Linked DNA regions of Mus musculus: regions 2, 3, 4, 5 and 6 are each linked to region 1. A link is a loop called in an ENCODE intact Hi-C map of the cell type or tissue named here. Cell type or tissue: left cerebral cortex. All regions are shown on one strand.

What was found. A loop is a pair of places that touch in the nucleus more often than their neighbours do. Peaks named below come from ENCODE experiments on the same cell type or tissue, not always from the same donor. Only the 100,000 strongest peaks of a DNase experiment are listed, where the experiment ranks them.
Region 2: it touches region 1 in a loop (3-fold over the local background); 2 of 42 quality-filtered maps call a loop at or near these places.
Region 3: a loop joins it to region 1, with 2.7 times the contacts of the local background. A loop is called at or near these places in 4 of 42 quality-filtered maps.
Region 4: a loop joins it to region 1, with 4 times the contacts of the local background. A loop is called at or near these places in 2 of 42 quality-filtered maps.
Region 5: it touches region 1 in a loop (2.8-fold over the local background); 6 of 42 quality-filtered maps call a loop at or near these places.
Region 6: a loop joins it to region 1, with 2.0 times the contacts of the local background. A loop is called at or near these places in 7 of 42 quality-filtered maps.

The regions. Positions count from the first base shown.
Region 1 is chr2:29,251,897-29,256,896 of GRCm38, reverse strand. 6530402F18Rik (RIKEN cDNA 6530402F18 gene) reads left to right here and starts at 3,904. Exons shown (of 2, transcript NR_029460.1): 1 at 3,904-4,432. In left cerebral cortex, CTCF peaks have their summits at 3,118 (motif pointing right) and 4,396 (motif pointing right); DNase peaks (open chromatin) are centred at 3,409, 3,845, 4,449 and 4,632; H3K4me3 peaks cover 2,004 bases; H3K27ac peaks cover 1,937 bases.
Region 2 is chr2:29,462,418-29,467,417 of GRCm38, reverse strand. The region is part of intron 3 of Med27 (mediator complex subunit 27); the gene reads right to left. Among named protein-coding and RNA genes, the nearest start is that of Mir133c, 10 kb to the left of the region's middle. In left cerebral cortex, no CTCF peak of the experiment used is centred here; DNase peaks (open chromatin) are centred at 847, 1,148, 1,520 and 2,142; H3K27ac peaks cover 1,591 bases.
Region 3 is chr2:29,402,441-29,407,440 of GRCm38, reverse strand. All of the region lies in intron 2 of Med27 (mediator complex subunit 27), which reads right to left. Among named protein-coding and RNA genes, the nearest start is that of Med27, 58 kb to the right of the region's middle. In left cerebral cortex, a CTCF peak has its summit at 3,117 (motif pointing right); DNase peaks (open chromatin) are centred at 3,260 and 4,564.
Region 4 is chr2:29,317,242-29,322,241 of GRCm38, reverse strand. No RefSeq gene overlaps it. Among named protein-coding and RNA genes, the nearest start is that of Med27, 27 kb to the left of the region's middle. In left cerebral cortex, no CTCF peak of the experiment used is centred here; DNase peaks (open chromatin) are centred at 1,629, 1,883 and 3,959; H3K4me3 peaks cover 268 bases; H3K27ac peaks cover 1,501 bases.
Region 5 is chr2:29,343,139-29,348,138 of GRCm38, reverse strand. Med27 (mediator complex subunit 27) reads right to left here and starts at 1,329. Exons shown (of 8, transcript NM_026896.5): 1 at 1,092-1,329. The coding sequence starts at 1,294. In left cerebral cortex, CTCF peaks have their summits at 1,448 and 2,483; a DNase peak (open chromatin) is centred at 1,356; H3K4me3 peaks cover 1,342 bases; H3K27ac peaks cover 506 bases.
Region 6 is chr2:29,197,225-29,202,224 of GRCm38, reverse strand. All of the region lies in intron 4 of Ntng2 (netrin G2), which reads left to right. Among named protein-coding and RNA genes, the nearest start is that of Ntng2, 48 kb to the left of the region's middle. In left cerebral cortex, CTCF peaks have their summits at 1,923 and 2,132 (motif pointing left); a DNase peak (open chromatin) is centred at 2,109.

The sequences.
Region 1 (5,000 bases):
TTCCTACACGGTAGGCTCGAGGTATTTAATTGGTTTAGTTCCATATTGTTTCACAGTAGAGCTGTCCAGAGAGAGAGGCTATTATTAATGCCAGCCACTGCGATTTAGGCAAATTGAGGCAGGAAGGAAGCAGCTTGCTCAAGGTTACACCGCTCACTAGCAGAGAGCCTAGCTCTAGAGCCCCGACCCAGAGCCTCTTTGTAGCGTTGCTTTCTGGAGAGGAAAGCTGGTCTGGCTCAGCGTCTGGGGTCTCATATGGACTTGCCTGCCAAAGGACTAGAGTCTACAGGACTCCCAGAACACAGCCAACACCAGGTAAGGCAGGATGCCTTTGCTCAGAGAGATGGGCCAGGAGCTAGGGCTGGCAAGCCCAGTCTGCCCAGAGACTGTTAGCCCCCTGCCTCTGTGAAGAGAAGTTTATTCAACAAAATGCAGACGAGCTAAGAACACGTCCTGCTCTATGTGAGTCTTGTTGTAGGCTGTGCACATCTTGGGAGATGTGTGGATGAAAGGCGCCATATAAAATGCAATCAATTATGAATCACCATTACTGAATTAATCACATGTATGATTAATACGGTAATAATAATTAATGGGAGTATGATCTAGAGATTACAGCTGAGAACGGGCAGGGAGGAGCTGAATGCAGCTTGCAGTTGCTGCTGCTGCCTGGAGTCTTCACCTTAGGGAATGCCTTGGGAGTGAGTCCCGCTCTTCATCTCACACACCAACATGGGCTGCAGAGATCGGAGACCCTGGGATGTCTCCAAACCCCTAAATGGTCCCAGATGTGTCCCAGGCAGCTGCCACCAATTCTTCTATATCTCGACTGATCAAGGTCAAAGGGACAAGGGTTTCTTAAGAATCTGAATTTTGGTCTGGCACAGAGAGTGCAGCTACTGTGGGTGTGGCCAGAATGTGTGGGCAGCTCAGAGCTCAAGGCTCACTTCCTTTGGTAGTATGCGTTCACTTGATCTGTCCCTCCTTCTGTCTGTCTGTGTTGGGATCCCAGGAGGGCTGGACCTCATCTGTCACCTCTCACTGCAGAGCTCATTTTCATTTGCATGTGACTTTATAATTTCCTGTTACTCCTTGATCCTGTTGTTTATTTCCTGATAGCAAAGGATTTGGAAGGCATTGGGAAGATATCTACGACAAAGCCTGTCCCATCTCCCATCTCCCCGGCTTATGGCTTGATATATGTCTCCAAAGCCTTTGTATAGTCTTTCTCTATACGTATGTGACACAAGCATATGCACACACATACATGCTCAGACACACATCTCTTTTAAAAAATAAAGGCCTGTACCACATTGCTGCATTGCTCAAGAATGCTTTTCAGTAACAGATTTTCACACACACACACACACACACACACACACACACACACACACACACACACACTTTGAATTACAACAGAACAGTGAGGGCCAGAGTCCCACCAATGAAGATGATTAGGCCGCGTTAGAGAGGGAGCTATCGGTGATTCTGGTGGGGGTGTTCATTAACACTTTTCTGCCTCTGGTGCTCAGCTGCCTTTCTCTGCCAGTGAAAGGTCATTTGTCAGAAGGCACCTTAATGCAGTTTAGAAATGAACGGGGCCGGGCCACCTGGTCCCTCTACATGGCTGGAATCCTATTCATTCCTGGGCACTTTATTGTTCTTTGAAAGGAATGTCTTTTCCTGGAGGCTGCTGTGGAATTCAGTCAGTTCAGGATGGAAAAGCAGGGGCTGCACTCCCAGATAAATCCCCTTTTCACACTGACGGGGAAACTGAGGCTAAGAGCAAGAAAAGTTCTCCTCAAATGCACACGGCTAGTTAGGTGAGGGGCCAAGAAAGCCCAGTCTCTCTCCCGTGCTGTGATTGTCGCGGCAGCATCTTTGCATGCGTGGGTCACAAGAGCCATCCTGAAACTCAGTAGAGCCAGCCCAGGGTCCCGGGTCATCTGAACTGGAAGTTAAAAGCATCCTTCTCCATGCCTTGTTGAAGGCATCCAGACACTGTATGATGTAACAGCAGGGCACTGCTGGGGATTGATGGCCCTGCCTGGGGGAGACAGCAGGCCAAAGGCCTACAGGGTCATCACTCACCCTGGGCAGAAGCCCCACAGTGTGCCCTTCACTGTTGCCTGAGGCACAAATGCTTACAATCTGAGAGGCTGTGGTCTGCCTGCTTCCTCCAAGGAGTTCCCTCTGGTTGGAGACACTGAGGCCAGGATAGGAATATGTGTGTATTAGGGGAGAGGACATTGGCCTGCATCTGCTTTCCTGGACAGCTTGGTGGGGTGGCCCTTCTTTGAAATCTGAGGATGTGTTCAAGTTGGCACTCAGAAAAGAAAGGTCTTGCCAGTCACACTCGACAGACAGGGAAACTGAGGCTCTGAAAGAACTTGTGTCATGCCACAAATAATCCAGCAAGCCAGTCAGTGGGGGAGCATCCAATTAAGAACATGAAGATCCATCTCCCAAACCAAAATCTTACTTAGTTGCATGACCTTGGCCAAGCCACTTAAGGTCTCTAAACTCCAAGTTGAGGTTAAGTCACACAGCTTGGGGAAGAACTAGGGACCAGTGCACACAGGCCACTTTGCATGCAGTCTGACATGAAAGGCACTCTATAAATTGTTTGTTATTATTATCATCATCATTATTACCAATGACAATCTTTAATTCTTCATTTCCTGCTTGCTTTGTCACAAAATTCCAAATGTTATAACCAACAGAACAACCCTCTGTTAAGATTTAGGGGGAGATGTTGGGAGTAGGGAAGGGTTAAAGTGGGTGTGAGTGGAGGCAGTGGGGTGGGGGCTGAGGTACAAGCCAACCTAGTGACACCCTCTGTGACCTTGGACCAGTCTCTCTCTCTCTCTCCCTCTCCCTCTCTCTCTCTCTCTCTCCCTCTCTCTCTCTCTCTCTCTCTCTCTCTCTCCCCCCACCCCACCCCCTCTAGGTCCTTTGTTCTTGATGCATCCAAATGACATCTCCGTAAATACTGCAGCAAGAACCCACCCAAAGGGGACCAGGAGCACCCCCAAAAGACCCACAAAGCGCCCCTGGGAATACCAGGAAGCACTCTTACAGCCTGCACACAGCCTGGCAGGAAGCCTCCAGGGGGCTGAAGAGAGCACAGGGCTGTCCTAGGGCAGTCAACTCAGTGGCCTCTGCCCGGCATCTGCTGGAGTCCTCCCACGTGGTCCTCCCAGGCCTGCCCCAGGAAGGCAGAGAGCTCCTTAGCAAAGGCCCTCCTGCCCCCCTACTCTGCGCTCCCTGCAGAGCTGGCTTGGCTTCTCCGTCAAAAGCAGGGCCCATCAGGCTGGAGGCGGCGATGTGTCAGCTGGTATTCATGCTTTGGTTGTGCGCTCAGAGCGCTCCCCCTCCCCAGCTCCCCAAATCCACCCACCCACCCCTTTACCCACTGCTCAGGGCCTTCTGGGTGGCAGCGCTTCACACAGAGAGAAAGAGACAGAAACCGAGGAGCAGCAGCCTAGAGCCCTGGCTGTGGGGGGTGGGGGCTGACTCACTTGGCCCCCTCCCTGGTGCCGATGGGGCAGCCCCCACACCCCTGGGCGCTGGCACCGAGTCAGGCCCCACAGTTGGGAAGAAGGGAGATGCAGCTCCGCTGTGCCTGACCCGAGTCCGCTGAGGATGCACCCCGAGCTCAGGGACCGGTTGGTCCTCGGGCCGACAGGCGATGTGTAGGCAGCGACCCCCCACAGCAGGCTCACTCCGGCGGCCGCCTGCTGGGGCCACCCTGGCCGCGGGCCCGCCGGGACACCCCTGTTCGCCGCGCCCCTCCCCGGGCCGAGCTCGTCCCCGGAGCCTCGCAGTATTTCCTTCCTGCACCTTTAAGAAGACCGTTGCTCCGTGGTGGGATGGTGTGTTAAAGCCACACAGAGGAAGTTACGCAGCCCGGATCAGACCGGGAGATAAAAGCCCCGATGGTGACCGTGAGTGATGGCAAGAGGATTTAGCCTCGGCATTAACTTGGAGCGGAGTGCAGGGGGGCGGTGAGGCGCCCCGCCATCTGGCCGGCGCCGCGCCAGGGGGATGTTCAGGCGCCTGGACCAGCAGCGGCGAAGCCCACCCAGGCCAGGGGCTGAGTGGGGCGCGCGTGCAGGTTCTCCCCTGGCTGCCCAGGGGGCCCCAAAAGTTTGCACTTGTTAACAGCGACCTCCCGATCGGCCCGGGAGGGCCATGCAAGCCGCGCGGTTGGCCCCCTTCCCTGGCCCGCGTCTCCGGGACGGCTGCGGGCGGGCCCCCCGGCGGCCCGAGGGTTCCCCAGCCCAGATCTGAGGGTGGCCACCGCAGCGGCGGCGCGGGGCAGGAGTCTCCAGCTCTCAACCCTGCGGCCCGTGCGCCCACCCAGCACCAGCCAGAGGGTGGCGGTCTCCGGCCTCTCGGGGCTCGCTCCGGGAAGCTGCTCCGAGCCCGGGTAAGGCGAGCGGGGAGCGCCGGGGCGGCGGGCGGGGACGGAAGCGCCGCAGTTTCGCCAGGGTGCTTTCATTTTGAAAAGGCTTCGGCGACGGTGCCAGTTCTCCCCGGACCAGGGAGTCACTCGGAGCCTCCTAGCCGAGGTTCGGACGCAAAGTTATCTGGTGGCGGCTGCTACTAAAGGAGGGCTGGAGCCGCGGAAGAGGGGTGTGTGTGCGCGCCGGGTGCAGCATCTTTAAGAAGTAGAGTAGCTAGTCTTCTCTCTGGGCTCCCCGCCACCCAGCTCGTCTTTTTCTATCCGAGCGCCTGTGTGGGGAGGGGATGGGCTGTTGCAATAACGCTGCTTACTCGTGTCTATGAAAAGTAAATTAACCCTTCTCCGCCGGCGCTCCCCTCCCTAATTTAGTCTCCTCTGGGCTCTAAAGGCGCAAGGAGAACTCTTGGCCAGTCAGGTTAGAAACTTCTTTCGGTGCTGTGGAGGGGGTCGGCAGGCGGAGAAGGGGGCTCCACCACCGTGGAGAGTCGCACTCCAGGGAGAGCAAAGACGGGAAGTGGACCTCCAGATCTCG
Region 2 (5,000 bases), 210 kb before region 1:
TGCCTGATTTAAGTATCCTTGTCTAGACCCTTCCAAAATTAAGGTCTCTGGTTTTCTTTGTAGAGTATGCATTCTGCCTGCCTGCCTGCCTGTATGTATGTATGTATGTATGTATGTATGTAACACTGTATCACACAGTCCTGAAGTAATCACAACTATAATAGTTGTGTGGATCTTAAAGTCATACTTCTGTAATGGAGCTGTTATGTGAGCTTATTACTTAACTGACAAATTAAAAACTGCACCTCTTTTTCCCTGTGAGTGTGCTCTGAAACACACACACACATTATGGGATGGCTATTATCAAACTAATGACCACGTGCTTTTCCTCACATACCACCTTTTCTGTCAGCGGTTTTCAAGACTGTGATAACCTATCATTAACTCTAGCCATTTATGCTCTAATGGATCTTTTGAGCTTATTGCTAACAATCGTGCTCTCCAGGTAACATCCCCATTCGCTCTCCCATCCAAGCCCTTGGTAACCACTGTTGTACAGTCTTCCCCTAGGAATTCGACTCTTTCAGATTTGACACATGAATGACAGACACCCTGGACTATTTAATCTGTCTGTGACTGGCTTATTTCATTTAACACACGACTTTCATGTTCCTTCATACTGATGGGGTTTCCTTCTTGTCAAAGTCCCAATTGTGCCCACACCATGTTTTCTTTATCTGTTAGTAAGTTGATGGGCACATGTGATGATCTTGACTACTGTGACTAAAACTGCAGGAACATGGGAGTGCAGATGCTTCCTCTTACTGCCTGTGCGCAGACTGAGAGGTGGGACTGCTAAGTCACATGGTGCTTCTGCTTTAGCCTTCTGAGGACCTTCCCTGCTATTCCCTGGCATTGCACTCACATCCGGTCCCCATCAGTGTGTGAGCGTCCCTTCCTCCCACGTCCTCTCAGCACTCAGCTCTTGTAACAACTCCTCTCTCCACACCAGGCTGTGATCTGACAAGAGGTGCCAGCTTTGCAGGGCAAAGCCACACAACCCATGCCTTCTAGGGGTCTTTGCTTGTCTAGGAAAAGCCTCCTCTGTTTTCAGAACCACTCCTGAGACAGGGCTCAGAAAGGACTCAAGTCTCAAGTCCTCAGAGGCCAAGGCGAGCCTCCAACGCAGCTATCGCTCCCTCCCTTCCAGCCTCAGCTGCCACCCCCTTCCTTACACTGAGCAATCTTCCTGAAGCACTCTTTGCCCAGCCAGGCCCACCACAAATCCCTGGTTATTCTTCCGTAGGCTAACTTCCTCAGGAAAGCCTTCCCTGGCCCTGTCCTGTTCACATCTCTCCATCAGTACATCCTACCCCACACAGCACTTTCAAATTCTGTCACCTCTGCACATTTCTAACTACACAATTTGTGAGTGATTATTTCTTTAAAGTCCTACTTCCCTGCAGTGTTCTGGAGGGTCATGTGACTGCTCTCTTCCTTGTACTACCCAGCGCCTTGCCACAGTGCCTGGTGCTCCTTGAATACTCATTGAATGGGTAGACAGTACATTAGAGATTGCCACATGGACCCAGGCTAGGCCATTATGCAATGAGATGCACAGTTCTCTGCAGCGGATGAAGAGGCAAGGTGTGGCAGAGGTCACTACATTAACCACGGAAAGGCATGCACAATGGCAGCCAGAGCTCATTGAAAATACACCTCAAAGAAAGCAACACAGAGCCTTTCAAGTCTTGAGGCTTAATGTCTGTCCACAGAACCCCTGCATCTGTTCTTGTAGAAGCTTAATGCCTTTTAGAAGCAAAAGCCTTCTAAAGAAGCACACTGTACCGGCACACCGGTTTTAAAATGCCACTTTTAATGAACTAATTAATTCTGCAAAACAGTAGTACAAAGATGTGCACTATCAAATGGAGACAACACCACCAAAACGATAACAAAAGGGAATGGGGAAGACGTTTCTAAAGATAACACTTCTGCAAAATATTCATTTTCTCCTCTACGCAGTAAGATATATTGCAAATGATTTGTTATTAAAGACTTAAAATATTATACTGGACAGATGGCTTAGCTCTCTAAGCCTGACCCCTCCTCAAAAGAGGGGGGGGAACCACCCACAAACACAACAAACCTGGCCCCAAGCCAATGATCTCATGCTAGTGCGATGCTTAGCTGTTCCAGCCGGATTTAAATAGCATTTACCCCACACAGTGTGTAAGATTCATGCTGTTCATTTTCTCCGCCCATACACACCCTCAGAGTTAGGGATACATGTACTAATAAACTAATTTTCCAGAGAGGATAAAGCCAGGAGTGACCATGGAGAGACATCTGCAAGATCTGGAAGTGAGTGAGGACTTCTCCCCACACCTGTCCATACCTATGAGCTTGAGTGGCCTCTGACAGTGGGCTGAGCAGATGGGGGCTTGTCTAATGACTCCACAGGAGTGAGGCTGGCTGAAACAACAACCAACCATTGATGCTGAAGGAGGGGCCTGGAGATGCAGGCCAAACTTGCTTGCATCCACATTTGTAAAATGTCGGTACTAAGGCTACTATGCAAGATATCTGGCTGCTCTCAAGAAATGAAAGGCAGTTGCTAAACTGTGTGCTGGAAGGCAGGGATGGATATGCTGAGGACAGAAACAGGAGCACCTGCTCAAGTCACTCCATCTCTCAACATGCCCTTCCCATCCCAACATGAGAGCCACTAGCTGACTCCTCCTAAGGAGGATGCTCACATACTTAAACATCTCCTTGTGAAACTCCACATCTACATAAGAGGGTTGGCAAGTTGGGGAAGAGTGGCTTCCCGGGAAGGAGAGTGGCCAGGGGTGGGTAACCTTGCCCCCTACTTTGTAGCTCATGTATGTGTGCACATGATCACTTTATACACTCAGGTGAACACCCAGGGAAGCAAAGTACTCAGTCCTCCAATTCCAAAAGCTGACCAGCATAGAGACCAAACACACAACGAGGCCAGTCAAGCCTGGCTGCTGTCGGTCCAGCAGCTTCTCAGGTTCCCTGACATCTCACGAACTACACCCGTCAAATGCTACCAGGAAAGGGGACTTTTTTTTTTTTTTTTTACTTAGGTATTTTCCTCATTTACATTTCCAATGCTATCCCAAAAGTCGCCCATACCCAACCCCCCAACTCCCCTACCCACCCACTCCCACTTTTTGGCCCTGGCGTTCCCCTGTACTGGGGCATATAAAGTTTGCAAGTCCAATGGGCCTCTCTTTCCAGAGATGGCCGACTAGGCCATCTTTTGATACATATGCAGCTAGAGTCAAGAGCTCCGGGGTACTGGTTAGTTCATAATGTTGTTGCACCTATAGGGTTGCAGATCCCTTTAGCTCCTTGGATATTTTCTCTAGCTCCTCCATTGGGGGCCCTGTGATCCATCCAATAGCTGAGAAAGGGGACTTTTTACACACACCGTAGTGGTTAGTTTTATGTCAACTTGACACACCCTAGAGTCATCTGGGGAGAATAACCTCAACTAAGCAAACGCCTATTTAGACTGGCCTGTCGTAGGTCTGTACCATTTTTTTTTTTAAATTAATGATGGGTGAAGGAGGGTCCAGCCACTATGGATGGTGCCACCCCTAGGCAGGTGGCCCTAAGTTGCATAAGAAAGCAGGCCGAGCCAGGTGTCAGGAATGGGACAGTAAGCAGTGTCCCCGCACAGCTTCTGCTTCAGCTCTTGCTTTGGCTCCCCTCAGAGATGGAGTGTGATCTGAGAGTTATGATGAAATAAACCCTTTCCTCCCGGGCTGCTTTTTAATCTCAGAAATAGAAACCCTAACTTAGACACACACCTCTTGGAGTGATTCAGAGAGGGAAAGGACTCTCTGTAAAGCTGCCCTATCTCTGCACTAATACACTTACAAGAGGCCTACACTTGTCAAGTTCACGAGTGTTGCTACAGAGTGACCAGGCTTCGAGGGGACTGGACAGCTGAGCTGGCTCTCCCAAGAGCCAGAGAGCTGCACTCTCTGATCTTTCACTCACCCTTGCCCAGCTCTGGGAAGGGAGCAGAGCAGGGCAAAACTCCTGCTTTACAAGGGAGGGAAAGGCAGCTCCAGTGGCTCGCCCAGGGTCAGAGTCCATGAGCAGAGAGTTCTTAAAGACTAGAGTATGTCCCTTGGGTCTGTGAGGACCCAGTGGTTGTAAGTGAAGTGAGGACATTTTCAGACGCACAGTCATAGCATGCCACCACTTGACAGTTCTGCCCTTTCTGTTCCTCCAGTGGATGTCCTCTAGTGCTGAGTGAGTACAGGGACTTGATAGTCACCATGGCAGGCAACTGGTTTAACAGTGATTTCACTACCTTCTCTGTGAACCCTTCAAATGCTTACGAGAGGAAGGCGAAAGTCTATTCCACAACAAAACCACCCAGGCTCAACTTCTGCAAACAGGAACTTTAACACTAGCTACCTTGTCACCTGTCACTCATGCCCTCAGGATCTTGTTAAAGGGCTTGAGGTGATGAATGGACACGAGAGAGGAGAAGGCCATTTCCAATTCTAGCAGTGTCCCTTCCCATGCCCTCCCTGCTGAAGATCGGCCACGTGTGCACACTAGCCTGCTCGGTCAGTTTGCTGCCTGCATATACAATAAGATTTCATTTCTGTGTGGTACTTTACTGTCCTGAGAATGTAGAGGTGGTGTTCGCAGTGACCACCATCCTTGTACACACACTTGGTTCTGTTGGAACAAAACCATAAGCACACATGTACTCGTTGTCCTAATGGGTCAGCACACTCTAGGAAACTACAAAACACTCCAGGGCAAGTGTGTTTTTGTATGACGGCTGTCTTGTTATATTTTGACTCATCAGATAATTCCTTGAGGAGAGTTTAGAGTTCCCATCTCCAGCCCCTGGGATGTCTCTACACAAAACATGCTCAAGAAACACTTGGTTTCATTTAAACTGGAAAGATTTAATCAGACTGAATCAAAGAAAAAAAAAGAGATCACAAAAGTGAATCGAATCTTTTCTTGTAACTGTTTCTACTGCAAGTCAAAGCTTCAAA
Region 3 (5,000 bases), 150 kb before region 1:
CCTGTTTACACCACAGCTGTATGCATGCAATCACACTTCAAAATGCCAATCAGCAAGAGGAGAAATCACTCATGTAGCTGAACATTCAGGAACAAAACATACTTAACACAGCTAAAACTGAAGGTAGAGCCATCATGGGGATATCACCAAGGAAGGAAGGAAGGAAGGAAGGAAGGAAGGAAGGAAGGAAGGAAAGAAGGAAGGCAGGCAGGCAGGCAGGCACAAAAAGGAAGATAAGCAGACCCCTAAGTAAAAAATGGACAAGGGGAGGTAAGACAAGATGTTTTGGTGTCTCCCAAGAACCACTGAGTATCACACCAAGCTTTTACCCAGGTAACACACAGGGGTCACAAAGAGCTAAATGGCTAATAGGCTGATGATTCTGTTACTCTAGTCTACTGAAGGCCCCACTTTAGTACTCAGAAATAATGACAGTAGATGAGGTCACCCTGTGAAGGAACTATTGCTTGGATGAAAATACATCAAGAGGGTAGCCAGTGCCACACATGGGAGACCATCCTTACCGGGTAGCAAATCTGCAGGGAGACCTTGATCTCGGGACTTTGTAACCTTGCTTTAAGAAGTATTTATTGTCATGCTGGGCAGTGGTGGCGCACGCCTTTAATTCCAGCACTTGGGAGGCAGAGGCAGGCGGATTTCTGAGTGAGTTCCAGGACAGCCAGGGCTACATAGAGAATCCCTGTCTTGAAAAAAAATTTTTTTTAAAAATTAAAAAAGAAGTATTTGTTGTCCAAGCCACTCATGTGTTACGGTCTATGAGCACAGCCTCAACTACAATGACATACCGACTGCCACTTAAGATGCAGCCATGAAGTACAAACAGCATAGTGGGCCTGCGTGCCCATCATCCCCTTGGAGGCAGAAGCCCCTCAGGCTTTCAGCAGCAGCTGTGCTTACACTAGCTATTTACCCTGACACTCCTGCCCTCAGGAAGGCACAATGTCCACTCACCTACTGTAAAGACTTCTCTGGCTGACAAGATAGTTTGGAAAGTAATGCTGCCTGCTACCAAAACCGATGACCTGAGTTCCATCTCTGAAACCCACATGGTAAAAGGAGAGAAGAAGTCCTGCAACCTGTCCTCTGAGCTCCACACACGTACCACAGAAGCGTGTGCACACACACACACACACACACACGCACAGCCACCCTCTACTACTCCATGGGTTCTTCTCTTTCCCACCCTTTATCCTCCCCCCAGTTTCACTGGATAGAAGAACAAGGATGGGGGAAAAGAGGAATTAGGAAAATCTCTGAATTTGATTTTTTTTTCCTTTTGTTTCTTCTTTGACCACTGCTATCAACAAACTGCAACCAACTTCCCTAAAAGATCAACAACCCTCAACCTGACCTCTCAGTGCCCTTCGACAACTTCCCAGAATTCCAAATGTCACACAATTGCAGACACTATCTGAAGCTGGCAAAACCATGCTTCTGTTAGAGCATGAGGTAAACCAGTCAGCCGCTGTGGTCAGTTTGAAGCAGCCCCATATCCCCATACATGGGATTAAAGCAAATACATATTCTTATATTTCTGTGTTTAAAAAGAAACAAAATTCCAGAGTTATCAAAAATGTCACTATGCATGCTCACATGCAAATAAAAAAATAAAAATAATAAAGATTCCTCTATGAAAATACAATCTGAGCCTGGCTTTCTACTGCAAAAATCCATGCCTGTGAATTTAAGTCCACTTGTGATATAACTGTTTCACTCCTCTCAGAGTCTCCAGTTAAAGCTAGCAGTAGAGGGGCAGGAGTATCCTGTGGACCCCAGGCCTGGGTTAGCCTTGACAGGTACCCAACTCGAGCTGACAGATAACTTTATTATCCTCATAACATTCATGGCTGAGGCATGGGGAAAAGAGAAAGGAGGCGATGCAACGGAGAAACGAAAGAAACGGGAACTCCAGTTTCAGACACCAACTGAAGCTTAGCACTGGCTCTGTGACAGGTTCTGTAAACTAGGAGACAGGATCTCTAAAAGATTAGCAATCTAATGAAAATAAGAATGTGGCTAAATCATTATAAATGTCTTCTTTTAAAGGTAGTCAGAGAAGGGATGGCTCCTTCAGAGAGAAAAATGAGTGCTACACCACTGCTGCCGCTGCTGCTGTATTTAGAGTTCACCAAGGAAATATTCCACTCCTCTGCCTTCCAGGTCATGCCCTGCCTGCTTCTGAGGTAAGCACCAACTCAATGCCATGACACAGCCCCTGCTTTCCCTTTCCCCACTGACCAGTAGTCTGCTGCGGGGCGAATGGCTGCCAGCCAGGACTTGACCTGCCTTCTCCCAGTGCTTGTTTACCATAAGAAGATGTGGGAAGGAGCGCAGGGCAGTGGAGAGAGCACACACATGGGCTGGGGTGCAGCTCGGTGGTACAGCATGTGCTTACCACGCACGATGCACCAGATTCAACCACAGCATATGGGGGCCGGGGGACAACGACGGCAAAAGGAGGGAGTCACATAACCACTGGTTTGCAAAGCCCAGAAGAGGCAGAGAGGGCAGGAGTAGAGGAGAGCTGATGGCCCCTTAGTCTGGAGGCCTGCAAGACCCCCCAAAAGCAGGAAACAGGAGAAGACATTTAGAAAGCACGGTTTTGTTGATCCTTTGATGAGCTGCATCATCTCTTCAGGTAAAGGAGTCAGGAGGCTGGTGCCTGAGGTCAAGAGGAGACAGTGGTCCAAGGCAGCAGATGCTGTCCTCCACACTGTCATGGAACAGCAAAGGCAGAGCCTGCCAGTGTGGCCTCATGGCAGGAGACAGAGCCCTACAGTCAGATGGCTAGCTCCACATAAAGGGTCCTGAGTTTCTCCTCTCTTCAGAGCCTGTGTTTATCTTATCAGACCACTGTGAACAACAATGTTCATCCAGGGGGACTAAGAGCTGTCTTTATGTCAAATGACTCACTCCCTAAGGTGGATGTCTATGGGGGTGGGAGGGTGTTCTTATTTCATATTTCTGTGGAGAATGGCACTGACAGACAAAGAAGGCCAAGGACACCTCAGGATGAAGTGGTGTGATGTGGACAGTGTCAAGCCTGGCACTCTGCGCACAGGTAGAGAACGAGCTGCTCTCCAAGTCTGCAGAGGGCGCCATTCTCAGCCTCAAGTACAGAGCCTATCACTCTGCAGAGAGGAAGAGACCAAAGCTGTCCAAGGTTTGGAGAAGGCTCTATACTCAGAAATGCCTCATCCTGCTAGCTAACTGAACACTTCTTTAAATCAAGTACTGTCCCCCTACCCACACCGGATAACAAACTGGGAGAGTGGAAGGAGGAGGAAGAAGCAGCTGCTAGCTGCACCGAGAAGAAATCCAACTTAGAATTCTCCTCACACAGTAAAGGAAGACAGTCTGGCGGGCAGAGACGCCTCCTGGCCCATCTTTGTAGACCTCTCACTAACAAGAAGAATGACTCTGTGGGGCCTCAGAAGCCCTGGAGCACAGTAAATGGAAGGCAGTGGAGCATCAGCTGGGAAGCGCCTTCTAATAGACTGTCGAGACTGCTCCTTTTAATCTGCACTCAACCTAAATGCCTGGCTTGTTAGCTCAACCTTGATGTGTTAAGCCACCAAGAGAGGATCACAAAGATCTCAGTGAGGCAAGACCAGAGTCTCCTTCCACAGCCCCTCCCTCCCACGGGACCACTCACTTGTTTTGTGGGACCATCGAAGGGTTTTCACTGGTTTCAATTTTGGTTTGGTTTGGTGGTGCGAGGGACTGAACTCGGGGGCCCAGCCCTAGGTGCCACAACTCCCCCCACCCCACCCCAAATACAGGGCTGTGATTTTTTTTTCACCCTTTGAAGCAAAAAGAGTCACCCAGTAGGGATGTTTTTTATTCAAAACAAGCAACATATCAGAGTGAATGTCCTATTGACCAATCAACATGATTCAGGCAGAGAAAAGTTTTGGTTCTGAGGCTGTGTGGGTATGTAGTCATCTGCCCAGGTACAGGCCAAAGGCCCTCGAAGCCTGTGCCCTGAGCGCGGGTTCATCAGTCCACCCCCGAACCCCAAAGCCTCTTGTCTCGTTAGGGTGACGCTGCTTCTCAGCACCACTCTGTTGCTGCAGAAGAAGCCTGGCCTTGAGAGAGTTGGTGAGTGGTGAACAGAGAGCGCTGAGCAGGGGCTGGCAGCAAGCATATACTGAAATATGTAATCTGCGGATGCTACTGACAGGCTGAGGTTGATGGCCACTACCAACAAGGCGCCCAGACAAGATGATGACTGGAAAGCTGGCTTTGGACAAAAGATTTAGAGGACAAGGATGAGTTCTGGTCTTGAGAAAGCCAAGTATAGCTAGGCTAAAAAGAAGAAACAGCTAGAAAGCAGAACAGCTATGCTGGGGCAGAGGTCTGATGCACTTTCCTCTTCCACCTGTCTTTTCTCCTCCTCCTCCCTCCCTTCCCATTCTCTTATTGCTCCCTCCCACGTATCTTCCTTCTTCTCTCCCTCCCACTACAGACCACACATAGGACTTGATGCATGCCAGGCAGACACAATACACTTGGCCACAGCCCTAGCCCAAGAAGGGCAGCTTGGAAGAATGCCCACTTCCTCTGAAGCTGTGGTGGAGCATCCAATCCAATTCTATTCAAAGCATCCAATCCAATCTGCTGGGAGGAGACCAGCAAGCAACCAAACCACACTGGAGCAGCAGCTGGGCAGGGGAACGGTATCCATGAGGGAAGATCAAGAACATGACTGGGGGCTGGAGAGATGGCTCAGAGGTTAGGAGCACTGACAGCTCTTCCAGAGGCCCTGAGTTCAATTCCCAGCAAGCACAGTGGCTCACAACCATCTGTAATGGGACCAGATGCCCTCTTCTAGTGTATCTGAGGACTGCGAAAGTGTATTCACATATGTAAAATAAATAAAATCCTTCAAAAATTAAAGAGAGAGAGAGAGTGCGAGCATGACTATACCCATGACTATACCCTACTGTGCCCACCCAGGGGAAGAGATCAGTGTGGAA
Region 4 (5,000 bases), 65 kb before region 1:
ACACATATGCCAGGGCATACGATGTGGCTGTCAGAGGACAGTTCTCTCCTTCCACCTTCACGTGGGTTCTGGAGATTGAACCCATGTCACCAGGCTTGCACAGCAACAGGCTTGCCCTCTGAACCATCAAATAACCCCTGGCGGCTATTTTGGTAAGTTGTTCCAATAAGATCTTTCGGGTGTCCCTGGTGTCAAGCTATGAGGTCATCAATAGGAAGGAAGGGCATTCCAATGAGAAGGAATAGCAAGAAAAAAGCCTTGAAGGACAGCACAGAAAGCAGATGCTGGGAGCACAGGAGGGAGGGAGGGCAAGAGGAAAAAGAGAGCTGAGGTCAGAGTTCAGGGCGAGACTACACGGACACTACAGATCAACATTACTAGGGAGTGGAACCGCCTTGGGACTCTACAGCCACAACAAGCTAGCAGACCCAGGGCAAGCTAGTTTGGGGCTTGTTTTTCTCCTTGAATAGGAGGAACTGGAGTGTAAGTGGAGGGCCCAAGGCTTGTCAGGTGGGATAGTGTGTAAAGTCTCCAGGTCATTCCCTCTGAGAACCTCTCTACTACTTAGAATCTGGGCTCCAGCCAGGCCATGTCTTCTGAGAGGACACAGAGAGGAAAGAATGGAAGGGTTGGGAATAAAGCAGAATCAAAAGACTAGTGGATGAGTCTGGCTTATGGAGGTTCAAGCAGGTTTCCTGTTGCCATGGTTGGGTTTTCAATGCGACTGTTCCTGGAATGTCTGCCCAAGTGCCCTATTCTTTCCTTGGTGGAGCTGAGTGTACATAGATTGGGAGAGAGATGATGGGCAGGAAGAAGGTCAGGCTGGTGAACTGAGTCGTGTCGATCAGAGAGAAGTGACCTCTGCATTATTTAGGGAAACAACAAGAGTCCACATACAGAGAAGTTTTAGGGAGGAAGGGCTCCAGTCTGATATTATGAAGGACTTTCTATAGTCAGAAAGGTACTGGTGTCCCCAGGACTGATACTATTCAGGAAAGACACAGGAACATTTATCTGAGATCCTCTGGCTGACATCCCAGGACACTCTTAGGCAGAGCTACGATTTCCATGTTGTGTGGCTGCTTGCTGTCTTGCTTCTAGGTCAGAATCAGACCATTTTGACGAGAGTCTGAAGAGCATGCTGAAGGTCACTTACAGTACACCCGAGTCTTTCCTCGAGTCTCGAGCTGCTGAGGGGTTTTAATTAAGCTTTCCCCTCTGGGCACAACCAGCTTGTTTTTGGTGAGTGCAATATGCCATCCCAGAATATGTCAAACTTCATTTGCAAAATATCAGACTGCTGTTCCCCCCCCCCAACTCCAGAGCCAATCTGCAGAGTAATGTGTTCAATAACTTTGCTCTTTTTTGCTCCCAAAGATAGGTCTCTTTCTGGAGTCAATATCGCAATAAATACGGAATCTGGTGCAAAAGCCAATGGAAAGAAAAGATATTGTTATTTAAAGGCCAAATAACGGCTTAAAATTAGAGTCGTGAAGGCATTGAAAAACACCAGACTTCCCAGATGGCTTGGAGATAATTCACTTTGCACTGGGTCCACTCGTACGCTAAAAAAAAATCCCTTTGACTCCGTTCTCCCCAGATTGAAAGTTGGTGCCTGCGTTAAACATATGTGCTTCTCTCTTTAAATTTAGCTCTGAGTCATGTTGTATTACATTAGGAATCCAGCAGGCAGGCGCTTGGAAAATGTACATCCATGGGTTTATTTTTAAAATGATACAAAAATAAAAATATATATGTTTAAATATATTAGGCAGTATTTTTGCCCAATTTCAAAATGGTTGTTCTTCAGAACAGATTAGATAAAACAATAATAAGGATGACGCTCAGTTCTGGACCGCAGCCCAATCCTGAGAATCCCGGAGTGACTTGGCAGCTCCCATGGCTCCTAGCCCCCTGCATAGCTAAGTGCGGGTTTCGTCACTGAAGCCTCCACCTCCACCCGGGACTAGGCAGCTCCCTTAACAGCTGCAGGGTGGCCTAATTAAGATGCTCCTGCCTCCGGAGTGGCAGGTCTCTGGGCAGAAGTCAGCAAAGGGTGGGAACAGTCAGGTGGGAAGAGGCCAGAGGAAGACAGTCTGGAGGGACAATTTTGGTTTAGTGGTTGTCGTAATGTTTTATGCTTCTGTATCAGAGTACCCACGGATGAGATCTTTATGAAGGACGGAGATTCACTGGTCAGAGTTCTGGAATGGGGGAATCCAAGATAAAGGTCCAGCATCTGCTGAAGGGCTTCTTCCTATGAAACCCCATGGTGGAAATCAGAAGTGTCTGTGTGTATGCCCGGTGTGTGTGTGTGTGTGTGTGTGTGTGTGTGTGTGTGTGTGTGTGTATGAGTGTATGAGTGAATGTACGTGTGTGCACCTGTGTGTGTACATGTGTGTTCCTGAATACTAGTGTGCAAATGAATATTCATGTGTGCACCTGTGTGTGTTCCTTTGTGTATACATGTTTTTGTGTATACATCTGTGTTCCTTTGTGTGTACATGTATGTGTGTGTTCCTTTGTGTGTACATGTATATGTGTGTACATGTGTGTATATTTGTGTTTCTCTGTGTGTACAGGCACATGAGTGTGTGAATGAATGCGCATGTGTGTACCTATGTGTGTACATGTGTGTATGTGTATATATGTGTGAATACGTTTGTTCCTTTGTGTATACAGATGTATGAGCGTGTGTATGAATGTGTATGTGTGTACCTATGTGTATGTGTATGTGTGTATCTGAGAGAGAGAGAGCCCACCCAGGCAGAATGGAGCTGAACTCACTTTGTATGCATGTGCACATGCACCCACATGCTTATGAAAGTGTTCATATGTTCATGACTGTGTAGAGAGACCAGAGGTCATTATCAGGTGTCTTCTTCAGTCACCCTCCACCTCTCTCTCTCTCTCTCTCTCTCTCTCTCTCTCTCTCTCTCTCTGCCCCCGAGTCTCTCTGTGTAGCCCTGGCAATCCTGGAACTCACTGTGTAGACAAAGTTGGCCTCAAACTCAGAGACCAGCCTGCCTCGGCCTGTCCCTCACTCTGCCTTCCTAGTGCTGGAATTACAAGGGTTTACTGCCATGCCTATTTTTTTATGTAAGTGCTGGGATTTGAATTCAGTTCTTTATGCTTGTACAGCAAGCCTTTCCTGACTGAGCCATCTCCCCAGACCAAACTTTTGTAACAACCCACTCCTTCAGTAACGACATTAACCCCCTCACAAGAGCCAAGCCCCGGAGCAGGCGCACACCTCTTCTCAGTCCCTTCCTCTCAACACTGTTGTACTGGGGATTGAGGTTGCAGCACACAGACTTTGAGGGACATGTTCTGGCCATGGAGGAGCTGAACACATGGGCTTTAAGGCCATCAAGTCAGACAGTGCTGACTTCAAATCTTGGCTTTGCCCCTGAATTCTCGGGAACTGACCGGGCCTCACTTGCATCTCACTTCTGGGAAATGACTGATGACTCCCATGACCTACTGTTCCTGCTGCCAGGGCTGTCTGGGACAGCTCATCTACTCATCTTGTCATTTGCCCAGCATACTCTTATTAATACCTTCAGGACAGAAGACCCAAGACTATAGACCCAGATATCTATGACACCCACCCTAGGGGAATGCCAGCTAGTGGATGGGGACATGAAGAAATGATACACGTACAGTCCCTTGGTGAGAATGAGCATGCAGAGAGACTATCTGTAAAGTAGAGCCCCAGCATATGAAGACTCAGGACAGCCTCAGCCAAGACACAAGACACTAGGAGCATCAGCCACTTAGTGGATGCTTGTTGGTTCCTGCCTGTGTTTTCAGTGGCTGCTGTCACAAATGGCTGCAAACTTAGTAACTTTAAATAACACACATTTGTTATCTTCAACTTTTGGGAGTCCTGAGTCTGAAATGAGTCTCACTGGGCTGAAATTCAGCAAGATGTTGGCAGGGCTGTGTTCCTTTTGGAGGCTTGAGGAGAGAATCTATTTCCCTGCCTCTTCCAGTTTCTATTTTGTGTGTGTATGTATGCATGTGTGGGCGTGGGTGTGGGTGTATATATGGGTATGGGTGTGTGGTTTTGGGGTGTGTGTGCATGTGTGCGTGCATGTGTGTGTAAGCTAGAGGTGGACATCAAATGTCTTCATACCTGCTCTCCACCTTATTTTCTCACTGAACTTGGATCTTGCCCAATTTGGCTAGAGTGGCTGATCACCAAGTCTGGGAAATCTTTCTGTCTCCACCTCCTTCACGCTAGGATTATAGGTATGCACTGCCATGCCTAGCTTTCTATATAGGTGCTGGCAATCCAAACTCAGGTCGTCACACTTGAGCAACTCAGCCCTCTCTCCAGCCTCCTTTTCCAGCTTCTAAAAGCCTCCTTCATTCCTTGGCTCCTGGCCCTTCCTCCAAGGTACATCTCTCAGCCCCTGCTGCTATTGTCATGGTTTCCTAACTGTAGCATCTCTGCCTTGTGCTTATAAGGATCTTCATGATTCCCCTGGGCCAAAAGAAATAACCACGGTAATTTCTCATCTTCAGATCCTTCCACATGATCTCCCTACCAAAGCCATAACCAGACAAGCAACTCATCCAACAGGCATCATGGGTTGAGGCACAGGTACTGAAGGCTGTTATTCTGTCCACACAACCCAGAAGTTCAATATTCAAAGCTAGACAAAAAGAGTGAAAAAATGATTCACGAAGTCATCAGTGGACACCCAGCTGAAAGGCACATATCTTGGGACTTAGAGAATCTTTGGTGTGCCCAGGGCTAAAGTGCATCAAAGGCATCCAAAGAGAGGTTGATCATCTATGCCACAAAACCACAAGAGCCTCAGTTTGATTCCCAATACCAACATTAAAAAAACAACAACACTGCAATCTCAGAATAGGGGAGGTGGGGAAAAGAGGGCCCCTGGGTTTCACTGGACTTCAACCTTGCCAGATTAAATTGATACACTCCAGGGTCAGGGAGAAATGCTGTTTCAAAAAAGGAGACAGAAGGTTAT
Region 5 (5,000 bases), 91 kb before region 1:
GCAGATTTCTGAGTTTGAGGCCAGCCTGGTCTACAGAGTGAGTTCCAGGACAGCCAGGGCTATACAGAGAAACCCTGTCTGGGGGGGGGGGGGAGACCTCAAGTCCTTCCATTCTAATTTCTAAGACAGGAAGAAAACACAAGTTCAGGCACAGAAGACATGCCTACTAAACTGTGTGTGGTGGCACACACCTTTAATCCCAGCAGATTAATCCAGAGAGGCAGAGGCAGGAGGATCTCTTGTGAGTTTGAGGCCATCCTGGTCTACAAATTGAATTCCAGGACAACCAAGACTGTTACCCTGAGAATCCCTGTCTCAAAATCCAAAGTGCCTTCTATGCATGGCATCTGAGTAATGTCTTCTCAGCAAACTCTTAATACACTAATGATGTAAAAGGAGTCCCGTGAGGGAAATATGTAATCCCCAATTATTAGGGGTTAACCTGCTCAAACATTCCTTTCCCGTTGTAGTGAACTGAGTCCTCTGAAACTGAACCTAAATAAATTCTTCCTCTTAAACATCCTAATAGATGTAAGACTGTATCTCTCGAGAAAAGAGCTAAACAAAAGGAATGATGGTGACTGGCAGTGAGGAGCAGGTGGCTTCGGAGGGGAAATGGAAAGAGGCAAAGGTAACGGAGGTAGTCTGAGAATGAGGTGAGGTGGAACTGATGAATTCTAGGCTCTGAGGATGGGAACTGGAGCTCATCGGATCGAGAGGTACGTAATTGGGCCTGGGACAGTGTTGATGGGGAGACTGGCCCGATGTGATGGAGCCCAAGGAAAAGGTCTGATAAGATCGACGAGGTGGAAGTTCCTGAGAAGAGGTTTCCTCATCAGATAGGACCACTACAGCGGGAACCGAGGACCACAGATGACAACCAGGACGAAATGGCCAACAGAATGAATACTAGGTAACGGGACGGGAGACAAGGAGTCCCTGAGAGGCTGACTAGGACCGGGAGATGAGCGAAAGTGACAGCGGACTGTGAATAAAGGAGAGAGGCCCGTGACTGGGCAGACTGGCGCGGGATCCGGGCGGGACAGGTGCCAGAAGGGTCCTCAACCCCGATCCTTTCAGCCAGTACCTACTTGAGGTCCCGGTTGACGGAATGCAAGTTGTCCTGGAAGTTCGCGATGAAGGCCTTCTCGCGGCCCTCCAGCGTCTCTTTGTTGCGCATGCCATCCTTAAGGCAGTCGAAGACCCTACTCACGCTAGAGCGTAGCGCCTGGATGGCGCTAATAGCCTGCGAAAAGGCCTCCAGGTTCACACCAACGCTCAGCACGTCCGCCATGTTGCAGCTGTCACAGCCGGCTTTCCAGAGTCCACAGCCTGAGCGGCGCGCGGCGCTTCGTGATGACGTTGTCCTAGGAGGGTATTGGGATGTGTAGTTTGCGACGTGGCTCCCATCCAGGAAGCTCTAGCGAACTTGGAAAAACAGCGCCAGTCTGACTGAATGAGAGAGTTGACCACAAGTTATGATCTCCATCTAGGGAAGTCATTTTGTCCTCTCCTTTTGCTTAATAGTGAATGACAAAGAAATGCAGAAGCCCACTGTGTATCTCCAAAATTTGAACAGTCACATAGGAATTTCTCAAAACAATAAAATGTCCCCAGAGTACATGAATGAGTCCATATTCATAAATAAAGGGGAAGAACTCTCTTACCTGTAGTAAAATGCCAACACATAAATGAAGGCAGAGTGATACAAGAAAACTGCCACTTGGCAGCCTAAATAATTGGTTAAGGTATGAATCAATTGATGTTTTTTCGAAACAGCAAGGTATTCTATATAGTTTCAAAACGTTTTTCTTTATGAAACTTAAAAGGAAATAGAAAACATTTGGGCTACATGAGGACCTGTGTCCAAAAAGTAAATTAACAATAATAATAATAATAGAAATTATGGTATGTGTCCAAAAGAATTGAAAGCAGTGTCTAAATGAGATGTTTGTACTTCCATATCCACCGCAACCTCATTCACTATAGTCAAGTGTGAAAGGAGCCAGATATCTACCAACGTATAAGCAAATAAGCAAAATGTGATTATATATGATACAAATTGATATATACTGTGACATCAAAATGGACAATATACCTTTCAAGTTAATGGAAGATCAAAACAGGGAAAATAGACCTTGCAGCTTAGGGGATCTGTTTGCAGTTAAGACAGTTAAGAATAAGTTCCTCTGTCCTGTGCAGGCTAAAGTTTCTGTTTGTAATTAAAGAATAAGTTCTATTTGCCTCATGTTAAGTCCTTGCAAGTTAGGGTTTTTATTTGTAATTAAGAATAAGTTCCTGGGACTAGAGAGATGGCTCAACGATTAAGAGCACTGACTGCTCTTTCAGAGGTCCTAAGTTCAATTCCCAGCAACCACATGGTGGCTCACAACCATCTGCAGTGGGATCAGATGCCCTCTTCTGGTGCATCTGAAGTCAGCTACAGTGTACTCACATACATAAAATAAAAATAAATCTTAAAAGAAAAAAAAAAGAATAAGTTCTTGTTCTTTTTGTTTGGTTTGTTTTTGTTTGGTTTTTCGAGACAGGGTTCCTCTGTGTAGCCCTGACTGCCCTGGAACTCACTCTGTAGACCAGGCTGGCCTTGAACTCAGAAATCCACCTGCCTCTGCCTCCCAAGTGCTGGGATTAAAGGCGTGTGCCACCACTGCCCTGCCAAGTTCTTGTTCTTTAGGTAAGCTGCAAAACACGTTTTCAACCTCTACACTAAACTCGTGACCACATTCACTAGATGAGCATCCCTCCCCTTGTTCCTCCCTTTCATTGCATCTTTCTAACAGTCGTCTGTGTGAGCACTCTCCTATAAAAAGGACCTCAAGGGGCTGTGTATTAGTCAGGGTTCTCTAGAGTCACAGAACTTATGGACAGTCTCTAGATAGTGAAGGAATTTATTGATGACTTACAGTCGGCAGCCCAATTCCCAACAATTGTTCAGTCGCAGCTGTGAATGGAAGTCCAAGGATCTAGCAGTTACTCAGTCTCACACAGCAAGCAGGCGAAGGAGCAAGAGCTAGAGCTAGACTCCCTTCTTCCAATGTCCTTATATTGTCTCCAGCAGAAGGTGTAGCCCAGATTAAAGGTGTGTTCCTTAAACTCCAAGATTCAATCTTCTGGAATCCATAGCCACTATGGCTCAAGATCTCCATACCAAGATCCAGATAAGGATCTCCAAGCCTCCAGATAAGGGTCACTGGTGAGCCTTTCCAATTCTGGATTGTAGTTCATTCCAAATATAGTCAAGTTGACAACCAGGAATAGCCACTACAGGCTGCTCTCCCAAATCCTGACTTGGGGTGAGTCAGCTGGCTAGCCACTCTAGATTCACCCCCAAATAGATTACTTTAGTTGGACAACAGTGGATTTGGTCTTTTCTCCTCTAGATTCTCAGGTTTAACATTACCTTTTTTCCTAAGAGGGAAATTCTGACACATGCCAATCAGATAACATCCTAATAACATCTGCAGATTCATGAATCATTTTATTGTTTAGGCGTGATGATAAAGACCTGTAACCCCAGAACTTGAGAGTAAATCAGAAGTCTAGGACTTAAAAGTCAGCATAGGTGCAGCATGGGTGCTATACCAAAAGAAAAAAAAAAGACATGTTTGGGGGCTGGGCAGAGGCTTAGTGACTAAGTGCACTGGCAGCTCTTATAGAGGGTGTGGGTTTGGTTCCCAGAATCCACATGGCAGCTCACAATCAGCTGTAATTGCAGTCCAAAGGGATCTCTTGCCCTACTCTGGCCTTCAAGATCACAGCACACACGTGGTGTACAAGTGTGCTTGTAAGCAAAATACCCGTACAAATAAAATAAAATGAAGAGGGACGGCACACATTTGCCAGTGACAATTTCACAGATGAAACTGGAACAAAAAACTATAGGAAGCAAAACTGTCACACACAAAAAGACAAATATCCTAAGATTCTGTTTTTATGAAGTATAGAAGCAGTCAAAATCGAATGGTGAGAATGTGAAATTGTAGCTTCCAGGGGCTGGTTTCCAGTAAAGTTCACACATCTAAAGAAAAGACTTCTAGCATAGACACTGTAGAAAGAAGAGAGTTTGGGGTGTAAACAAAATATTTCCCAAATCTGGTGCTGCAGTTTAAGGCATCTTACTTATTTTTCGGCCGTGTCTACTATGGACACACAGTTTGGAACAGAGAAGATAGAGGAGCAAGAAGGAGTTCATGATGCTGACCTTCATTGTGTCGTCATATCAATCAGGAAGATGAGCCCTTCTGGGGTTTCTAGGAGCAACAAAAAGAACCAGCTGTACCTAAGGATGTAGCTCAGTGGTAGACTGTTTGTCTGATATATGTGAGGCTCTGGATTCAGTCTCCAGTCCCAGGACCTGAATTGGTTATGGGGAAGCTTCAGGGAAAGAAGAGTTTAGCCTGTCATCTCAGGAACATTAAAGAAAGTGGACTTGGAAAAGTCTCTGTGGATGGCAGATGGAAACGCTTACAGAGCAATGTAAATGAATGGTTACACAGCACTGTAACAGACAGAATGCCACAGAACCAGGTGTGTACGATACAAAGGAACAAACCAGAGACTAGAAAGCTGGCTCAGCAGGTAGGGGCACTTGTTGCTCTTGCAAAGGGCCTGAATTAGGTTCCTGGAACCCACTCAGTGGCTCACAACCAGTTATCTGTAACTCCAGTTCCAGGAGGTCTGATCTGTTTGGGCATCCAACACACCATGATGCATACACAAAGATGCAAGCAGAAAAAAAAAATACACACACACACACATAAAGATTTTTTAAATAATTAAATAAAATTTAAAACTTAAAAAAAAATCTCAGAACATCTTTTTTAAAGCTTAGTAATATAAAAGATTGCTTAGCAGGTAAAGACAGCCTGGATTCAGTCTCCAAGCCAAACATAGTAGAAAAGCAGTACCAATTTCCACAAGTTGTCCCCTGACATAAACACAAACATCCATACCATGCAATAATAATAGTGTGGTGGTGG
Region 6 (5,000 bases), 55 kb after region 1:
AATTTATACCTCGATAAAGCCAGTTTTTAAGAAAGAGAGAGACAGAAGGGGGGAGAGGGAAAAACAGCTCCCACAGTCCAAGCAGGAACACAGGGCTGGCTCACTCCATCCACTCCTGCCCCCTCTGCCATCCTGGGATCCTGCCCTGAAGTCTCAGGTGCTTAGAGGTGTCCCACCTTTAAGACCTAGCTAGTATGGGTTCTTGACTCCAAAAGGTCCTCTGTGTAGTCTTGGCACATAACACAGGACACCTGAGCATGTCCTAGCAAAATGCACTCAGAAGCTTTCTCTTCCTGGACCCAGGGCTTTCCACCGGGTTCTCAGACCTCTTTAGCTACAGCCCAGCTGGGCCTCGAAACCCCAGCCCCAGATGCTATCAGGGAGGCAGTGCCATCCCGGAAGCCGAAGCCGGGCTAGAGAGTCTAATCCTTCCCAGCCTCCTCAAGGGAGTGGGGGGAGCCAAACTCAGAAGCAAGATGCCTTCGGGGTGGTTTTACCAGGGCTCTAATTAAGCCCTTGCCAATTCCAGTCCTGCGGCCTTATCTCTTCACTGAATACCATATTAATGTCAATTTGATGTCCAAAGGCTTCAGGCTCCCAGCTGGGAATCTCCCACCATTTTTTACCTGGTAGATTCTCTTTTTTCTTTCTCCATCAACCACCATGAATAATCCCTTTCCAGAAGGGAAGACATCAGTTTCCCCTGACCCCCACCCCCACAATCTTCTCGCGGTTCTGCCGTTTGAACTTGGCAAAGAGGTTGCTGCCTGTGTTCCGTGTTTTGTGTCCAGCTCTGGGAACTGAATGTTAGGGATGGGACATTTGGTGACTCATGATGAGGTGGAAGGGCAGTGGTCAGAAAAGAGGACACTCTGGGGAACCTTCTAGAACTTTTCTCAATGGCTCTATCATCCTGGCCAGGACATTGTCCCACAGTACAGCATTAGCCTGAGGTCACACACAGGACCTGTTTTAGCTGGCTCTTAAACTGGAACAGAAACCACACAAACAGGGAAGGGTTTTTAAAAGCAGTGCCCAGTGAAGGAAGAACTATCCAAAACCCATAGAGCCTCAGGTATGGGGGCCTCCTCTCATCAGGCTTCCAGCGTGTGCATAGCCTCTGCAGCTGCTATAGTATAGAGTATATAGAGTGAATTTGGACCCTGGTTTACAGCCAGTGTAGACACAGCCTGTAGCACTGCTTCTTATAGGAGCCTCTGAAAGGTAGGGGCATCATCCCTCAAATGACTTCATTTCTTCTCTTCTTCCTCCCAAGGTCAGACCAAGCCACCTACTATGGCCCCCCTTGGGGACAGCTCCTTCTGGCCCCAGGTGTCCTCCAGTGCAGAAGGTATGGGGGCAGGGCCTATGCCAGACCTGAGACCCCAGGAGCTCCATTTTAGACCCTCCCTTGTAGTAGGGGTAGCAGGCTTATATGGTGGGGGGCCCCAAGAACTGAAAGTCGTGGGGTGGCAGAACTTAGGGTCAAAGCAATGAGGTAAAAGGCCTGTAGCTACCCCTTTACCCTTACTCCCAACTCTACCCCTATTGGAAGCCAGTAGGTAACATCTGTAACGCTTCTCCTAGGGCTTCAGAGTGTAGAGAAGGACGTCCTTCGTAACAGGAACATCACTTCTCCCTCCTCACAATGTGGGGCACATGTAGGATACCTAGGCAGCTGATGGCACCCAGAGAGGGTCAGATGGACCAGAATAGGCGTAGCTATGAGTTATGATGGTGACAGAGAAAGTCTGAGGCAAAGACCCAGCAGCCTAACCAGTTAAGTGAAGGCATGAACCATGTAGAAGCCCCCCAGGACCAGGTCAAGAGAATTAATTATTCTCCTACTGTGGGGAAACACCCAGGACAGGGACTCATCGGTAGCCATAGATGGATGTGGGTTAAGTTGGGCTAGCTTGACTCCTCAGAGAGGAAGGTTGTCCTAAGCTGTCCCCCAGCTGACTTGTCCTAGGTTCTATTGCCCTTGCCCCACCCCATCCAACACCACAAGCTCCCCCCTCCAACCCCCCAACTCTCCCCCCTCCAACCCCCCAACTCTCCCCCCTCCGGAATGAATGAGCAGTGAGGCAGGCTTTGAGCGCCCTCTACTGGCAAATGGTTGCACAACTGAAGAGTCAGAAGTTCTTAGAGCATCCTAGAGGTTCCTTAATCAACACATCCTCTTTAGAGATGAATACATGCGTCATCTCCTGCCCTGGCCCCACTGAAGAGCCACAGAGTCCTAGAGGGAAGCACAGAGCCTTTTTTTCTATAATAACAGCATGCTTACCTCCAAGAATGGAGCAGGGCTCTGGTGGGATTCCAGGCAGGGAAGGGTAGTGCTGCTGCGTTCTTGGCTTGATGACACTTTAGAGGACAGCAAAGGACCCATCCTAGCCAGAGTAGAAGAATGTGCTCCAAAGGAAAGAAGATGCAGTCTTAAAAATATTTAACATGGCTGGGCATGGTGGTCAGCGCCTTTAATCCCAGCACTTGGGAGGCAGAGGCAGGCGGATTTCTGAGTTCGAGGCCAGCCTGATCTACAGAGTGAGTTCCAGGACAGCCAGGGCTACACAGAGAAACCCTGTCTCAAAAACAAAACAAAACAAAACAAAAACAAAAACAAAAACAAAAAACAAAAACAAAAACAAAAACAAAAAATATTTAATGTATTTATTTTATGTGTATGTTTTGCTTGCACGTATGTATGTGTATCACGTGTGTGCCTGGTGCCCATGGAGGTCAGAAGAATGCTAGAACTAGAGTTACAGATAGTTATGAACTAACACACAGATACTGGGAACTGAACCCATGTCCTCTCTAAGAACAACAAGCATTCTTAACCACTGAACAATCCATCTCTCCAACCCCAAGATGCAGTCTTTAATGCCAGGTTTAGCCTGGGGACTTGATGACCAGGAGAGATTAGGGGACGGGGGAAAGAGCAGAAGGGCCAAATATCTCTCCGTGTCAGCAAATGTCTTAGCAGCAGGTAGAGGGTGTTAGGAGATGAAGAAGGTACTTGGGTACTGCTCCAGAGGATATGTAGGTGTTCTCGAGGGACCAGCGGCAGTAGGTACCCACTGTCATGGCTACAGGGTGCTTTAGCCTGGGACTCTTAGAAGAACCACATCTTAAACCTGAGGGCCATGTAGTCTCTCCCTACCTCGAAAGTGAACAGGTAACATGGTTGCCTGGGGCCAGCCCAAGGCACTCGGGAGCTTTGGTCTAGCTTCTCCCTTGGTATGGATGGCTTCCTCCGTGGCTGGACCGTAGCAGGTGTAAGAACTCGTTTCTCATCTCTCTAAGCTGTAGCTATCTCTGTCGCTGTCCCTTCCCAAGCCAAGGACTCTACGCTTTTCGAGCTCAAGCCCAGATCTCCTCAGGTGATACCCATTGAAGAATTTCAAGGTAAGAAGGTGGCCTGAGTCAGGCTTCCCACCTCCTCTCCAGTTTGCCGGAGAAAGACGGTGCAGGACAGAACTAGCTTGTTGGTATCAACTCAGAAAACCCTCCCAGAATAGCTGGGTCAAGGTTAAGCTGAGTCTCTCCAGCCCCAAGGGAGCTAAAAGCTGGGATGAGTCAGAAGCCAACTCAGGCACAGTGGGCAGGCACATGGCAGGAGAAGCAGCTGCCACAAATAGCCTGTCCTGGCTCCCCTGGGAGGTGTGGCCCAGGGGCTTGTCTTGGTTGGAATGGAATCTGGGACACCTGGGTCACTCTTTGGGGGCGTTTGGAGGATGTTTCCCGGTGTCTCAGGAGGACCAAGGTAAAGTCGGGTCAGGTAGACCCATGGGTGTTTCTCCAGACTCTCGTGTGCCTTTGACCATACGGAGACCAGGTCAGCACCACCCTGATCATCACAAGAGAGGGAGCTGAGGTCCTCTAGGGATAGCTGCTCAGAAGGTGGCCAGCATTCATGTGTAATGGCATGGGGGTATTGAGTCCCTTAGAAGGGACACAATGATGGTCTATCCCGCTGAAGGAAAAGTGGCCCTTCAGATTGACCTCTGCTATTCCAGGTCCTTGACCTAGGCAGTCATGGGAGTTGATAGAGTCATTTGGAAGGTCAGCCTGAGAACCTGTGTTGAATATGTAGCTTGGTTGGTAAAGTGCGCTCGCACAGGAAGAAACTGCTCTGGAGTCTCAGCACAGCATCAACTGGGTGTGGACCTGCATGACTGTAATTCCAGGTCAGAAGACCAGAAGTTCAAGGTCATTCTTAGCTAATTATTGAGTCCAAGATCAGCCTGAACTACCCAAGACCTGGTCTTTTTATTACTACTATTAATCATTCCATTCATTTACATCTCAAATGATATCCCACTTCCCCGTTACTCCTCCACCAATCCCGAGACCCTGTCTTAAAACAAAACCAAAAACATTTGTGGGAGGGAGAGTAAAAAGTCCCACAATGGCTCAGAGGTGGCTTTCCTTGGTTTAAACTGAACAGTGAGATTCAAAAGCTGGGCTGAGACCAGAGGAAACCAGGAGATAGGTGCCCAGTGTCTTGCTGAAACTAGCAATTCAGTGCCAATCAAACTTGTGGGAGGTCCAAGCTAGTAAGAAGATTGGGTCCTGTAGGAATTTGCAGAGACAGTAGCCAGTTTCCCTCTTCCAAAGCAGCATGGGAAGAAGGTTCTGTCCCATGCCATCATATCCAGATCCCTGTATGACTCCATTCATCCATAGGCCCTCAAGGGAACTCTAGCCAGCCTGGAACCTTTGCATTCCCTCTGTAAATGCAGCCTGCAGCATGACCCTGCCCTCCTAGTCAGCCTCAGCATGCAGGCATCCTTCAGACAGCTCCTTGCCCTGAGACCTAGTCAGATGTTAGCATGCCCTTGCCTCACTGACTGTCTGCCCACAGGCCTCCTGGGGACTCAAAGCTGACAGGGCAAGCCTTAGCCACATGCTACAGAAGTGTCCTGGACCTGAGACCCCGTCCAGATCCCCCTCCCAAAGATGCTTCCTGCCACCTTCCCTGTATATTCCTGGGT